Linked DNA regions of Homo sapiens: region 1 is linked to region 2. A link is a contact called in ENCODE Hi-C or POLR2A ChIA-PET data. All regions are on one chromosome and are shown on one strand. The core of a region is the stretch at or near the end of the contact, and the rest is flanking DNA. Distances in the headings are between cores, read along the strand shown.

What was found. Hi-C counts contacts between places; a loop is a spot of excess contacts on that map. ChIA-PET counts read pairs that join two places held with the same protein, here RNA polymerase II (POLR2A). Pooled maps may share reads with other maps.
Region 1: a loop to region 2 is called in a map of naive thymus-derived CD4-positive, alpha-beta T cell, with 12 times the contacts of the local background. The contact joins the promoter of HM13 here to the promoter of LINC01597 in region 2. A Hi-C loop is called at or near these places in 1 of 168 maps with a recorded cell type or tissue (naive thymus-derived CD4-positive, alpha-beta T cell) and 5 of 50 pooled maps. POLR2A ChIA-PET finds 5 or more read pairs at or near these places in 1 of 52 experiments (B cell).

What each region holds. Positions count from the first base shown.
Region 1 is chr20:31,513,074-31,517,702 of GRCh38, reverse strand. It overlaps HM13 (histocompatibility minor 13), which reads right to left and starts at 3,261. Exons shown (of 13, transcript NM_178581.3): 1 at 2,969-3,261. The coding sequence starts at 3,151. RefSeq lists a silencer at 2,595-2,664.
Region 2 is chr20:30,284,882-30,289,305 of GRCh38, reverse strand. It overlaps LINC01597 (long intergenic non-protein coding RNA 1597), which reads left to right and starts at 2,769. Exons shown (of 2, transcript NR_145432.2): 1 at 2,769-2,866. It overlaps LOC107985433 (putative uncharacterized protein LOC401522), which reads left to right. Exons shown (of 3, transcript NR_171672.1): 2 at 921-1,035; 3 at 1,834-2,278.

The DNA.
Region 1 (4,629 bases), core at 2,012-4,511, 1.2 Mb before region 2:
GCTCACACCACACTCTTCACTGCCTCCCTGAACACATCTTGTGGTCCCCTGCCCCACCTTCTCCTGCTCTGCCTGTTGGACTCTCCCAATCCATGCAGAGACAACTGCTGCCCCCTCCAGGAGGCCTATCAGAGCTCTATTTACTTGACTAGTCACATGTCTGTTTCTCCTTGGTGACTGGGCTCAGTGAGGGCAGGGCTTGGCCTTCTTTGTCCCGGAACTCCTGGTACCCAGCCCAGAGCCTAGCCCACAGCAGGCACCCAGTCCTGTTCGCTGAGGGCCCTTTAAACCAATGTTTAATGTGCAGCTACTGCCTGGGTCATATTCGCTTCTGTCTGGGATATAGGACTCTGACAGTGATGGGTGCTGCTCTGAGACTGCTCCTCCCAAGGCTACTTCTTCACAACATACTCCTGGAGGCTCTACCTTCTTTCTCTCCATGATTTCACAATTTTCCCTGCCTGTTATGGACACCTTGACCCTTGGGGATTCTGTCCTCACATTCCCTCTCTCCCAACTGGTTTTGGGGTCCAACACTGGTGGGAAATCAAAACTGGGTCCCCACACTAACTCTTCTCTCTCCTTTTCACATGACCAGGGAAACGACTCAGGGTAGAAGGGGAGTCATTTGCCCTGTCCTTTCCCTAGGTCAATGCTGCTTGTCTTTAAAGGTACCTGTGTTAGGAGAGAGCCCTGGATGAGGACTAGGCATACCTGATTCTGCCCCTAAATGGCAGAGTGATCTTCAGAAGTCATTTCTTTGACTCTCAGTTTCTTTTCCTGTACAATGAGGATAATGAAACTGGCTCTGCCTGCCACCTCAGTTGCTGTGAGCATCAAAGGGCGTCAAGGTTTTGCAAGCTTTACCGCATCTGGGTCATTGGTGGTGGCAGGCTCTTAATGGTCAGGTCCTGTTTGTAAATTCATACAGTCCTCCACACCCTGCTGCCCTGCAGGAGATGCTTGGGAGAGGTATTCAGAGGCTAAGGCTTTCTCCTATCCATACCCTCTGTTCCAGCCACACCAAACCTTCCACTATTTCCTGAACTGCCTCGTAGCCTCCTGCCTCCGTACCTCTCTCTGCTTACCTGGTTTCTTTTGCTTAGAATGCCTTCTCCTGGCTGAAATTCTACCTCTACGTCAAGGCTCAGGCCTACCTCTAGCACAAAGCCTCCCTGCATTGTCCCAGATGTGCTCAATCTTTCTCCCTAAACCTTGTAGCATTGCTTGTAGTATAATCACAATCTAGTTATTATTCTTTCACCTACGCTCCCGAATTCCTTGGTGACAGGGCTCTGACCTACTCATCTTTGCAGCAATCCTCCCTTACCCCTGACAGTGGTGGAAGTTCAGGAAATACTGTTGCCTGGAAGGTGTTTTCTGCAGAGATTAGTGATCCATGTACAGAAGGTGCCAGGGAGAATTACTCAGTTTGGAGAGCAGCTCAGATCAAGCTGCCTAGCCTTATGCCAGCTGTCCTTCGCCTCCTCTGTCCTGGGTTATCTCAGAACTGCTCTCTACACTAAGTGTCTACCTGACAGGCATAGTAGAGAGGCTTAATATCACCTGAACTCAGCTTAGAAAAAGCCAAATAAAAAGGAAAATGGAGTCATGTTTGAGTCTCTCAGCCTAAGCCCCGCCTAACTACTTTCCTTTGCATCTGATCGCATACAGAGCCAGTAGTGAGTTCTCTGCTCCTGGGGAAGGAAGATGGCAGGCCTCAGCTACTGCTCAAGTTGGGTAGTGTTTTGAGAACCTCAGCTTCAGCAGTTTCAAAAGTGGCAGCTGCTTTGTGGGCCTGCCCTCTTTGGGCAAGACTTCCACTTAGGTCCATCCTCAGGTCTGGGTGGGGGAGGAGCATCGGGAAGGTGCAGATTAAGAGGTTGTGGAGGAAGGGAGAGGGTGCCAGGAAGTGAAAAGTCATTGGTACAACGGGCTAGAAAGGGCTTAATATAGGGAAGAAGTGGGGCAGGGAAGGGGGAGGGAGAAGCAGAAGGTGAAATGTGCTGGAGTCCTCCTAGTTATCCAATAGGACAGATGTTGAGGAAGGCCAGGGATGGAGTCTGGCCCAGTCTCACAAGAGGGGCCAACAGTGGCCCAGCAGACAGGCCCAGTTTGGTGGGGGGATTGTCTTGGGGGTATGGGGAGAAGGGCTACTTTGAGATAGGGTCAAAGGCTGGGTGGGAAAAGGGTTACAGGTTAGGAACAAGGTCTAGGTTTTGACTAGGCCATGTCCAAGGTTGGATGGTAGTTAAGAGAGGAAACCAGGAAAATAAGACGTCCATGCCTAGTTGGAAAGTAGAGGCACCAAGATGCCAGCTTCTGAGGAGCCAGCTGACTGGGATGGTTCCAGAAAGTGATGTGAAAAACTGGGCTCTAAGAGATCATTGTTTTTGAGGCAGGGGCAAGGGCCAGGTGTGGGGGATCTAGGTGAGCACATAAGGTGCCATAGATTCCAGTGAGACAGGAGTCAGAGTCTAGGGATGGGTCTGGATGGTAGAAAGGGCCCTGCGGTGGGCTGAGGCAGGGTTCCTAACAGGGAATGACACGAAATTGTACCATTCAGTAAGTTGTGAGGACCAGTATCCATCAGGTATACATGATGGGGCTGATCTGCCTGGGCCCAACAGGCTCAGAACAATCAGTGCCCGAGTCGCAGTGGGGGACGGGCTGACAGCGTTCCCAGCCGCGGCATGATGCACAGGGAGGGAAGTGTCAGGGTCCGGGTCGGGAGCAGAAGCAAGTTCCTATTGGGGAAGGTATCATACCCTGGTCGGGGGTCGGTGCCCAGATCCCGGGGTAGGAAATGCCAGCCCCGGAATGTGGGCCCGAGACAGAGGGAACGGTGGTGATCAGGGCTGGGAAGAGTCAGTGTCCGGGGAGAGGTGTCTGTCCCGCCTAGGAAGGGTCCATGTCGGCCGTGTTCGGTATGGGGGTGGAAAGTGCCCGGTTTTCCCGCTGACCCTACCTTGCCGCGGGCGCAGCGTACGGAGCGCAGGGCGCCGAAGAAGATGGGCAGCAGCGCCATGAGCAGGAGGCTGCCGTAGGCCAGCGCGATGCCCTCGGGCGTGGAAGGCGGCCGCGTAGTGCTGTTGGTGGGGCCGCCTGCCTCGGCACTGCCGTTATGCGGATCGCTGAGGGCCGAGTCCATGGCGAGGGTGCGTTCGGGATCCGACTCCAGCTCCGGTTGCTGCAGCAGGGACGCAGGCGGAGACACCGGCTCTGCAGGGAAAGCCACGTTCCCCTAAGGCAACAGGAAGTGACGTGCTCCCTCCCAAGCCCGCGCCGCGCACGCGCGCACACACGCTTGCACGCACGCGCGCGCGCGTGCACGTCTCCCCGCCCGCTCGCCCTCTAGCGGTGGCCGAGGGCCGGGCGGCGGGTTGCTAAGCAACTTGTTAGCGGTCCGGACAGGGGCTCTGGGCCACTGCGGTGGGCATGCGACCCGAATGCCCATTTCCCAGTCCCAGCCGGTCTCCTCAATCCCCTGCTGTCCACTCTCCGCAAATCCTCATATTCCGAATAACTAAGAATGTGTTTATTCATACATGCATTTATTGGGTATCCAATTGTTTATTCACTCCTTAAATATTTATTGAATGTCCCTCAATATGCCAACAACTGACCTAGGCTCTGGGGACACTGAGGTGAACAATACAGGCAAAAGTTCCTCCTTGCCTTCGTGAAGTTTGCATTTTAGTGCAGTGTGTGTGGGGGGACGTTGGGAAGACAATAAAGAAACTGAACAAAATAAAAGTCTGTAAAATGGGCTGGGCGCAGTGGCTCACGCCTGTAATCCCAGCACTCTAGGAGGCCGAGGCGGGTGGATCACCTGACGTCACGAGTTCGAGACCAGCCTGACCAATATGGTGAAACCCCGTCTGCACTAAAAATACAAACAATTAGCCGGGCGTGGTGGCACGCACCTGTAATCCCAGCTACTCGGGAGGCTGAGGCAGGAGAATCGCCTGAACCCGGGAGGCGGAGGTTGCAGTGAGCCAAGACTGAGCCATTGCACTCCAGCCTGGGCAACAAGAGCGAAACTCCGTCTGAAAAAAAAAAAAAAAAAAAAAAAAAAAAAGGCCAGGCGCGGTGGCTCACGCCTGTAATCCCAGCACTTTGGGAGGCCGAGGTGGGCAGATTGCGAGGTCAGGAGATCGAGACCATCCTGGCTAACACGGTGAAACCCCGTCTGTACTAAAAATATAAAAAATTAGCCGGGCGTGGTGGCGGGCGCCTACAATCCCAGCTACTTGGGAGGCTGAGGCAGGAGACTGGCTTGAACCTGGGAGGCGGAGGTTGCAGTGAGCCCACTGCACTCCAGCCTGGGCGACAGAGTGAGACTCTGTCTCAAAAAAAAAAAAAAAAAAAACAAGAAAAATTTGTAATTTGTAAAACGTTAATGTATAGTTATGTGTTACATAGCATGTTAATGCAGATAAATAGAGAAAAATAAAGCAAAAGAAAGTAAGGTGTGTGTGGAGTTTGCAAATGTATTGAGAGCCTACTATGTGCCAGGCAATTATAATACCTTACGAGTTCATGCCCCTGTACAATTTATAAAGCTTTGTGGCTCTTTTCAGAATTTGAAGAATCTGTTTATTTATGTGATTCTTATTTTTGATATTG
Region 2 (4,424 bases), core at 1,520-4,019:
TGGAGAGAAGGGATTCTTTATGTATTTTCCTTTCCTTGCAAGCTCGGTGCGTGTGGGTTTTGGCGTTGGTCTGGGGGTGGTGTTCTGCCTGAATGCTGGTGTGCGTGGGCAGTGTGTTGTTTGAGTGCTGCGGTAGGATGCCTGCCTCTTCGGATTGCTGTGCAGGGGCCTGAACACAGCAGGCATTTGTGAGCATATATGCATGAGTGTGCACTGTGTTAGGGTGTGTGTGTGTGTATGTGCGTGTGAGAAAGAGAGAGAGACAGAGAGGGAGAGGCAGGCTTCCCCCTGGGCCAGGCTGCTGTCCCCTGAACAGTGGTGAACAAATCTCTAACAACAATCATAATAACAATAAATAATGAATAATAATAATAAAACAGTAGTTAACAGTCCCTCCATAACAGAATAACAATAAAATGCAAGAGGAAATATTTTGAGGTGGAGACAGAAGGAGTCAGGATCACAGCATCTGAGGGGGAGATAGGAAAGGAAGGGAGGAAGAAATCTTAATATGCTCTTGGTGGGGCTGGGGTTGGGAACCCCTTTCCCAGACAAGGGACGGAAGAGGGGAAGGAGAGCCAGAGACCACTCTTTATTGCTTTTTTTCTCAGGCTTCTGCTTTGTGTGATCAGAGAAGGGATCCCACATATGGGAATGGTTAGTGGCTTTTGGGACTCTCCAGGAGCCTCTGTTTTAAGAATGAGGCCAAATGTGCAGGCTCAGGCCAAGCGGCAGAGATGAATGAGGTGATGACCACAGCCTTGATCCGGCAGGAGCTCAGAGATGCCCGGGAAGACGGGGGGCCCGAACGGAAGCAGAAAAACACTTATGGCCGCTGGGAAGTTGGGAGAGCGAGGCTGGGGCTCTGGCAGGCCCAGGGAAAGTTCCCTGTCTAGGCTCTTTATTAAAAAATTTAAAAGGAGGAGTTGAGGCACCTTGAATATTCCTTCGCGAGTTTGGAGACTAGCCGATTTTTCATGAAGCAAGCAAAGACCGCGGTCCCGGATCCTGCAACTTCTACCTCATTTTCTCCAGGTACAGTTTTCTGGTCGTTTAATTAGTTTGTTTTCTTGGCGGTGATGGGAATCACAGGCGTAGAGATAATAAGTTTGCTAGAGAGGAAGCCACCCCACAGTTTCGGGTCTAACAAAATCCCTCCTTTAAAAACATTTGTACCCCCAATAAAAATAAAATTAAAGAGGAATATAGAAGCACAAATTAGCCAACTTTTTTAAAAGAGAAAAAAGAAAAGAAAATCATCGTAACAAATGAGCGTGAGAACTTCTAAAAAATTTGTCACGAACCCTTTCAGAGGTCTGGATTCTTTTCCAGTAGCCAGTGACACATTTGGTCTGAAAAGAGAAATACACTATCCACTGAGTCACTTATTTAAAGCCAGCACACACACACACACACACACACACACACACACACACACACACACACACAGACACGCATTCAGAAAGCTCTGGGTGCCCTCACATTTGAAAACAACACCTGGTGGAGGACGCTGCGATACCTAATTGGACAAACAGCAATAAAATAAGACCAGTGGAAGTGCTGAGCACAGGGCGCAGGGCTAGGGCCCAGGTTTTGTGTTCAGGCCTGCGGCGAGGCAGCGGCCCTGGGCGATGGGGCGCCGGGCGGTCAGGCACCGGCTGGCGACTCCGCTAGGCCTCCGAAGCCCGGCCTGCAGACCCTTTCTCCCAACCTCTGTGCCTCGTGGGCTCTCTCCGCTCCGACGCCTGGTCGGGGCTTCCCTGTTGAGAGGGTTTTAGGCAGAAGGGCCAAACGACTCAAGCCAGACTCTGCTTTTTCATTTTTCTCCCTTAGGCCTCTCCACTTGCCCGAGCTCTCAGCCACCAGGAGACAGACGGAAGGGGCTTCTGGATTGCGTTGGGAGCGGGCACTGTCCCCTACCCACTCCTGCTCAGTTTCCCAAAGTCCAGCGACTTCCGACCCTCCTTGGGGGGAAAAATACCAGTACCCAGACACCTTTGCACCCTGTTATATGACTGGGCTTGCTTCAGGAATATCTTACAAAGAAGAAGAAGAAGAAAGAACGGCTTGGAGTCATGTTTACATCTAGTTCTACTGATCCGTTCACATCTGGAGAGTTTATTTATAACTCCCTCTATAACTCTCTGTTTGGAGACACTGTGGCTCTATTGACAGACTGATATCTAGGAAATATTGCTCTATGTCTAACCGTACCTAAATGTGCTGTGGTTGTATTTACAGATTTATGTTTGAGGGAAATATAACTATTTCCATTGTATTTGTGCATATACAGTAGTTATAGGAGCAGATTTATATATGGGAAAATATACGACTCTCTTACAGCCATCCAGCTTTATGTACATTTGATATCCTGACAGATTTATATCTCTGAACAGCTATATAGATAAAAACGTATATTGTTAGAATTATGTATCAGAAGATATATACTTATTGATTGTGAAATAGAGTAGTTAGAGCATTCATTTAGAGCCATATATGGCTATGGAGATATTGCTATATTATTATCACTATATATAGGCATATCTATTTATAACTACATAGTTATAAAAATACATATAAGTAATTACAGTCCTATATGTGCATGCTGCAATCTCTCTCTAGAGTTATAGACACTTTCAAATATAACTCTATAGAGAGATCTGTATGCATATAAGGTGTAATTATCTTGTGATGTGTTTACATTGGGACTTAGGCCCGTCTGTCTAGAACACACATATTTATATGTAGGGGCTGGGAGAGACTTGTTCATAGATATCTGCAGAGGGCCAACTGGAAACACTGTATCTGCCCTCTAGGAAACCAGCTAGGAGAGTTGTGTACTTACGGAGGGATGGAGTTACAAAAGGTAAATAGAGCTTAGTGAGCCTTAAGGAGGGGAGGTGAATGGAGGGTGGGTAGGTGGTGGGCTCCCCCAGGCGGAGACGGGGGAAGCAGCAGGGGCTCCCAGCCTCAGGCCTGCCCGGACGGTGTTGGTTGGAGTGAGTCTCCCCAAATGTCGTGCCGCCGTCCGTGATCTCGAGGACCGGTTGGCCTGCGTGCCCCTGGGCTGCTCTTTCACCCGAGGGTCGTTCTGGTTGACAGCAGAACCCCGCAGCCTCAGGGGTTGCCTGGTGGTGTGTGTTTCAATGCCTCTGCTGTATGACCCTTTGTTTGTGTGTGTGTGTGTCTCCCATTCTCCCTTCTCTCTCTGTCTCTCAGTCTCTGTGTGTTTCTTTCCCACTCTCTGTGGGTTTGTGTGTGTGTGCCCGTGTGCTTGTGTGTCTTTGGCTGAATATGCCCTGTGAACCACAGAGCTGTCTCTTGCATGGCGGCCTGTCTTTGTTGAACCTCTTTCTGTGTCTCTGCCTGGGTCATGAGGCCGGTTGTCAATCGTTTTCGCCCCCGCGGATCTGCTTTGGCTGCGTGAAAGCCTGGCCCACGTGAGAAGATGCGTCGGTCTTGGAGCAATTGCTGTCTCGTCCCCATCCTGAGCGTCCTCTTTTCTAGCATCAAGAGGAACACACTGCAGATGAGGACAAGAGCCCCACAGGAGCTCTTTGTCCCACAGGAGATCAGCGGACCCACGTCAGAGAAGATGTTTGAGTCTTTTCGCGGCTCTTCTCTGAGAAATGAAGCCACACCACGATACAGTCAGCAAGAGGAAGCCAGGAATGAGAGATGGCAACAATCCCTGTCCCTGGAACGCTGGCCTCCCTGCACAAGCCACCCTTTAGGAACCCCACCCCTTATGCCTGTGACGGTGGCAAGGTGCTGTATCCTGCCTGGGCTCCGGCCTCTGCTCTGTCCTCCCTCTTGCTCTGCCTCCCCTGTTTCTCAGGGACCTGGATGCCTCTCGCTCTGGCCAAATGCCTTCAACTAAGATGACTTCCCACTCCGTCAGGGAGACACTTCCTGGAGACCCGTGTCGTGATTGTTTGTCTCTCCAAATGTGTTTCTGCTTGATTGGGCAGGTCTCATGGCCCGGGAACACTTGGCTTCCATAGGTGTCTCAGGCAGGTGTCTTCTCCACGTTTCCCCTCATGGGTGGGTGGATTACCTAGAATGAGCGCTAGGCGACCGTGACTGGCCTTGTCTTCCACGACAGGTGGTGTCGCATTTCCTCTGCACTTCCTGTCTCATTCTTGAGGGACATCCTCTCCTCTGCTCCTGGGTGGACTGAACCCCTTGATCTTCTGGCCGAAACGAATGTAAGGGAAACAAAGGGACTGGTCTAGGGCTGGGGGCTGGGGCTGGGGCTCTGTGCAGCCGAAGTTGCGTCAGGGCTGCCAGGGCCTTGGAGGGTTGGGGTTGGGGCGAATTTTGCAGAAACCTCTTTGCTCCTCCGGTAGGCATTCGAAAACGTGGCTTGGGTCAGTCACAGGCCCCCCCCACACCCCTCGGGTCCCAGGTGTTTTCGATTTTCC